Regions from separate parts of the Homo sapiens genome. Here region 1 is linked to region 2. The links are chromatin loops, found by intact Hi-C in ENCODE. Cell type or tissue: mammary epithelial cell. All regions are shown on one strand. Links, peaks and the distances in the headings refer to the core of each region. The heading gives the core; the rest is flanking DNA.

The links. Peaks named below come from ENCODE experiments on the same cell type or tissue, not always from the same donor. Only the 100,000 strongest peaks of a DNase experiment are listed, where the experiment ranks them.
Region 1: a loop joins it to region 2, with 7 times the contacts of the local background. A loop is called at or near these places in 3 of 110 quality-filtered maps.

What each region holds. Positions count from the first base shown.
Region 1 is chr1:41,572,980-41,575,893 of GRCh38, reverse strand. HIVEP3 (HIVEP zinc finger 3) reads left to right here. Exons shown (of 9, transcript NM_024503.5): 5 at 205-350. Among named protein-coding and RNA genes, the nearest start is that of EDN2, 90 kb to the right of the region's middle. In mammary epithelial cell, for the core only: a CTCF peak has its summit at 1,618; a DNase peak (open chromatin) is centred at 1,613.
Region 2 is chr1:41,266,759-41,269,672 of GRCh38, reverse strand. No RefSeq gene overlaps it. Among named protein-coding and RNA genes, the nearest start is that of SCMH1-DT, 26 kb to the right of the region's middle. RefSeq lists an enhancer at 1,162-1,456. In mammary epithelial cell, for the core only: a CTCF peak has its summit at 1,320 (motif pointing left); no DNase peak of the experiment used is centred there.

The sequences.
Region 1 (2,914 bases), core at 112-2,611, 310 kb before region 2:
GGCCTTGGATAAGGGAATTCTCTCTGGGGATCAGTTTCCTTAATTCTGTAAAGTGGAGCTAATAGCACCTCTTCATGGGGGAGTGTGAAGATTGCATATGTGTACTTGTGCAGTACTGTGTAAGGCATGATTATTAGCATTGCATTCGTGACTGAGGATGCACTTTTAACCAGCAATGATTTTGTCATTCCTGCGGTGGGCCAGGTTCACCTCCCTTCACTGGTTTCCCCGGAAGGCCAGAAAGATCTAGCTAGAGTGGAGAAGGAAGAAGAGAGGAGAGGGGAGCCGGAGGAGGATGCTCCTGCCTCCCAGAGAGGGGAGCCGGCGAGGATCAAAATCTTCGAAGGAGGGTAAGACTCATGTTTGGTTTCCATCGTCTGCTTCCGTGGAATAAGAGCTGGTGCCCATTGGTGTTCACGGGCAGCAGTGGCTCAGTTGGCAAGGGCTCTGCCCACAGGTGCCCTGTGGTCCCAGCGATGCCTTTCAGCAGACATCACCTTCCTGGGACTCTCAGGCCCCTCTGTTTAAGAATGCCGTGGGGCTTCTTGGTGGGGATGGGTGATGCTGGGTATTTGTTGAGGATCTGGAGAGGTCTGGGTCTTTCTCCAGCCCCTCATTTTCTCAGATCCTGGCCAGGTTTCTAGTTCCTGCATTGGAGTTGCCATCCCAGTATCCCAGCAAATGTCCAGACTTCTGTCTCTCTTGACATGTATTCTCCAAAAGTCATCTCTGTACTGCCCAATGGCCATCTTGGCATGTCTGGTTTCCCATGGGGCACTTGGGCTCAGCCGACTAGGCTGTTTGCAGGGCTGACTGCACACTGTATGCACCAGGTGTTTCCACTGGTCCCTATCCTGACTGGCTGGGGCCCAGGGCTCAATGGTTGGTGAATATTTTGAATCTCATTCATAGTTATTCACCTTTGATGCTTGACTTTGGGAAACGAATGGTCTAAACGTTTCAGAGCTCACAGCTTCAGGGACTGTCTGGGCTCTGGAAGGGTGCCGTGTTTCAGACGTGCTTTGTGGAAGTTTTGTGCCAGCTGTGTTTTGTGTGGCCACATGTTTGCTTCCTGGGATTTGGGTGTCTGTGAGCAGGTCCCATGGCGTTCTGTCTCAGGGTCCTGTGTCTGTGTCCCTGGTGTGATCAGGGTGGCCTGGTCCTGCACAGCCCTGAAGGACAACAACGTAGAGGAAAATGCGCTTCCTGTGCAGGACAGTCCCCATGAGCTGGGGCCAACATGGCTGTCACTGGGGGCCTCTGATCCTCTAGCACCTGCAAGCGCCTAACTCACAGGGTCAGCGTGGGAGGCACGGGAGTCCTCCATAAGGTTGGGGGACAACAGAGACTGCCACCCTCCCCAGGGCCACCAGTTGGCATCTTCTGGTGGCACTGACCAGCAGGGGCTCTCAGGAGAGAGGGTGCTTGGAAATGTGGGCAGCAGGGTAGTCAATGATGGGAAGGGGGCCAGGGGTAGCAAATGCCCCTGAAACCTACTGCCTAAAATACCAATAGCAGCTGCGTTGAAAAAACACTGAACCAAAGGTCTTTGAAAATGCCAACCCTCTTTCCGTGTGGGGAGGGACGCGGGTCCTCCTGCTGTTTGGTTAGAGCGCCCTCGTGTGTCTCTGTGTTCTCATGCCACTGGATCCCTTAGAGGCCACACAGAGGCAGGATTGATGAAGCGCCTGCTCACAGCGACTGGCCCTCTTCCTTCTTGCTTCAGAGGTTCTCTGTGGTCTCTGAGGGCTGCTGAGTGTTTCCTGGTGTCCCAGGAGCTTGCCCCAGCAGCAGTCTGTGTGTGCCCGGGGAGGTTCGCATCTTCCCTGAGAGGCAGGTGCTCTGAGACCTCAGGAAGCCTGAGCCTCCAGAAAGGCAGCTGGCAGGAGCCACTCCGTGCCCAGCTCCCTGCTGGATGTCTCTACCTACACGGTCTGCAATGGCTGAAGGAGGGGGAACATCACCCACAAGTCCTCTTCTCTTCCTCCAGCTGGTATGGGTCCTACTCCCTCTCCACCTCCTTCCAGGTCTTCACTTAGTCCCACCTGCTCTGCTTCAGAATCCTCTCGGTTGAGTTCTGTCATCTCTGCCCCACTTACCTCTGTTCTGCCTGAGACTAGCCCCCCAGCTCTCCCGCCCTCAGTTTCTTTATCTGTAAAAGGGGGAGAATAACATTTGTAAAAGGGGGAAAATAACATGTGGGATTTTCAGAGGACCTTGTGAGACCCCATATGAAGGCTATAATTCATAGCTGCTCAAAAAATGGACATTGGTGCATTTTACTACTAGTATATCCATTTTGTCAATCTCTGTCTGGGACAGTCCCATCTGTTCTGTCAGATATGGAAGGTATCCTCTCCCTTTCAACTTGTCACATGCAATTTGAGCACGTATGGAACTGATTATAGTGTCAGATCCTTTCCTCCCCCAGCCTGGCTATCTCAAGCTGGGACCATGCCTCCCACTCTCACTTCTGGTGATTCTTCTACATTCATGGTTCTCTTGGGGCTGGCATCACCCCGCAGAGTGTTTGGAAATGGTGAAGGAGGGGGAGGGCATTTTGGTTGCCACATAACTGGCATTTCAGGGACGAGGCCAGAGATGCTGACCTTCCATTCCACCAGCCTTACAACCTCTTGTTCCCCCAAATTGCCAAGAGTGCCCACACCCAGAATCACTGGGCACACTCCTCTGCAATCCCACAGTTTTGCCTTAGACTCAGTTCTTCCTTTTTTTTCTTTCTTTTTTAATACAACAAACATATGTATTTCACTCCTGTACACATTTGAGAAGGATCTGCTATGGAGCTCTGTTCCTTAGATCCAGGCCAGTAGAGGCTGAGAGAGGAAGAAGAAAACAATGGTTCCACCCAGAAGCTTCTGCTCACATTTAAATGGCCAAAGCAAGTCACATG
Region 2 (2,914 bases), core at 119-2,618:
ATTACTCATTTATCAACCAGCAAATATGTATTAAGTGCTTTCTTTGAGTCAGGTCTGTTCTAGGGATGGCCATCCAGTCCTGACCTAGACAAATAAGTTTAAATGTCTATCATTTATTATTAAATAGAGATTGAGGCCCTTAGAGAAAAAATACAGCAGAGCAAGGAATAAAAGTGATGGAGGGTGGGAGTGGGTAGGATGTCTTAGGGAAGATGCTCAGGGGAGGCCTCTCTGTAACATTTGAGCTGAGACCTGAATGAAGTGACGCAGCAAGTTATGCACATTTTTGGGGAAGAGCATCCCAAACAGAGGAAAGCAAGTGCCAAGGCCCCGAGGTGGAAATGTACTTGTTATGTTCAAGAAACAGCAAGAAGGCCAGTGATCCAGCAGAGTGAACAGGGGTAGCAGAATAAGCGGGTTGTCTGGAGAAGGCGTCTGAGGCCAGATCTTATGTGTGGAGCCTTGGTGCAGCAGTGCGTTGGTGTCAACTCAGACTGGCTCTGTCTCGATTCTTTACATCCCTTCTCAACTCTGAGCTCAGTGATGTTACCTTGGAAGCTTGAAATTGGCCATGGAGGGAGAATATGCACCACAATTAGCAAATGCTACATATCAGGGCTCTCTGCCTCTGAGAACTGGTTGTTACCAGCACAGCACCGCTCATAGCTGTGGTGAGAAATTCAGACATTGTTCAAATTGGAATCAGAAGCATTGGAGTGTTTTGAACGGCAAAAAGGCAGAATACTGCCACTTGGTTTCCTTCTCACAAGATCACTGTAGAGAACAGAGCCTAGGGTGCAAGAATGGAAGCAGGGAAATGGATTAGGAGGTTGTTGGAGTGGACTGGGTGAAAAAGGAATGGGGACAGTCTAGGAAGGCCATGAGGAGGAGGCAGTTTTAATCTGGTCTTCTATTTTCTGGTACGATCTCCCTTACATCCTGTTTAGCCTCTGTTGATAGACTGATTCCACTGGCTGGGAGGAGCATATTTTCCTGGAAAGAGCATGGGATTTAGAATCAGTGGGCCTGGATCTACTTCTCAATAGTATCCCTTGAGGAAATTATTTAACATCTTTTGAGTCACAGTGTCCTGTGTGTAAAACTGAATACCTGAAAAGGTGGCTGTGAAGACTAAATGAGATAAGGAGTGTAAAATTCCCATTTATCCTTTGGTGGGGCAGAGCGCCCTCATCCTCAGCCCACCAGGGTCCCTCATGTAGACTTCATGCCTAGAAGCAAAAAGAATGAAACTGCCAGGATCAGATTCCCCGGGGCTGGTCGCCGGTCTCTGCCTGTTCCCAGGTGGGCCACCAGCGCCACCTCGTGTCCAGTCTGGGTTCTTGCAGGCCAGCCTTTCCCTGGATGATTTCTTGATCCTGAATCACCTCCATTGCCAGATGGAGCCAACAGTGCATGAAGTGTCCTAACATTCATCGTCTGACCTGCCAACAAAGCATGCTCTCTGCTCTCCTCTGATCCTCCTCTGCATGTCAGTCTCACCTCCACATCCAGATTGTAGAGGGCACACGGCCTGTGTCTTCAGCGTCCATTCCTTTTACTTGAGTAATTACTTTGTGCCACTCATTCTGACATAATCCTTAAGGCAATTATATCCTTATTCCTTTTCTGGAGAAACTGAGGCCAAGACATAGAAAGTGACTTGCTTAAGGTCACTGGGCAAGCAATTGAGGTAAGATTTGATTCCAGGACTTCTCAATGTAAACCCAAGGTTTTTTTCCACAAAAACATCCAGCACAATGTGGGTACCCAGAAGATGCTCAGTGGATCATTTCATTTTTTAGGCTTTTTAAAAGAAGTGAGCAAAAATAACTGAACAGGAGCCAGGGGACCCACCCTCAGGACTCAGATTCAAGCTCTGTCTTTTACAACTTGCTGAATAACCTTGGCTGGATCTGGGTCACTCTGTGGCCTTCAGTACCGCATGAGGAAAGGAAAGGGATTAGACTAGGTGATCCCAAAGTTTCCCTCAGGTCCTGATGTTCAACAATTGCAAAGTTGAGGAGAGGGCTCTAGAAAGGGGTTAAGATTGTGGGCTCTGAGGCCACTGCTTGGGTGAGTCCAGGCTTCACAATAGCTATGAGGCCTTCAGCAAGTTATTTATCTCAGCCTCCGTTTCCTTGTCTGGAAAATGAGGATGATGAGAGTAATCATCTGTACCTCATAGTGTTGCTCAGTTATCTACTAGACCCTCTTAAAACTGTGCTTGGTACATGGTAGGTAATACATTTGTGTTCATTTTTCAAAAATATTGATTCTGGCTGGGCGTGGTGGCTCACTCCTGTAATCCCAGCACTTTGGGAGGCCAAAGAGGACAGATAACTTGAGGTCAAGAGTTCAAGACCAGCCTGATCAATATGGTGAAACCCCGCCCCTACTAAAAATACAAAAATTAACTGGGTGTGGTGGCACGCACCTGTGGTCCCAGCTACTTGGGAGGCTGAGGCATGAGCTCACTTGAACCCAGGAGGCGGAGGTTGCACTGAGCTGAGATCACACCACTGCACTCCAGCCTGGGTGACAGAGTGAGACTCTGTCTCAAAAAATAAATAAACAAATAAATAAATAAAAATAAAAATTCTACCTGCTACCTAATTCTATTTGTTTCAGGTAACATAAAAGTCTTGTGCATTACAAGGTTGGCCACTGGTTAATTCCTGCAAGCTCCTGGACAGTCATGCATCTAGCCACAGATAAGGTCATGTGTTTGATTCCACATAGTATCATCTGGATTACAACATAAATAAAACCTGAAAGTCTTAAGCCAAAATGAGGATCAAAGACCATTGTGTTCTCCTAAATTCCATCATTCAAGATATCCTGGAAATTTCTAAGACTTGGATCCTAAACCAGGCCACTCTGAGCCTCAGTTTTCTCACTTGCAAAACTGGGAATT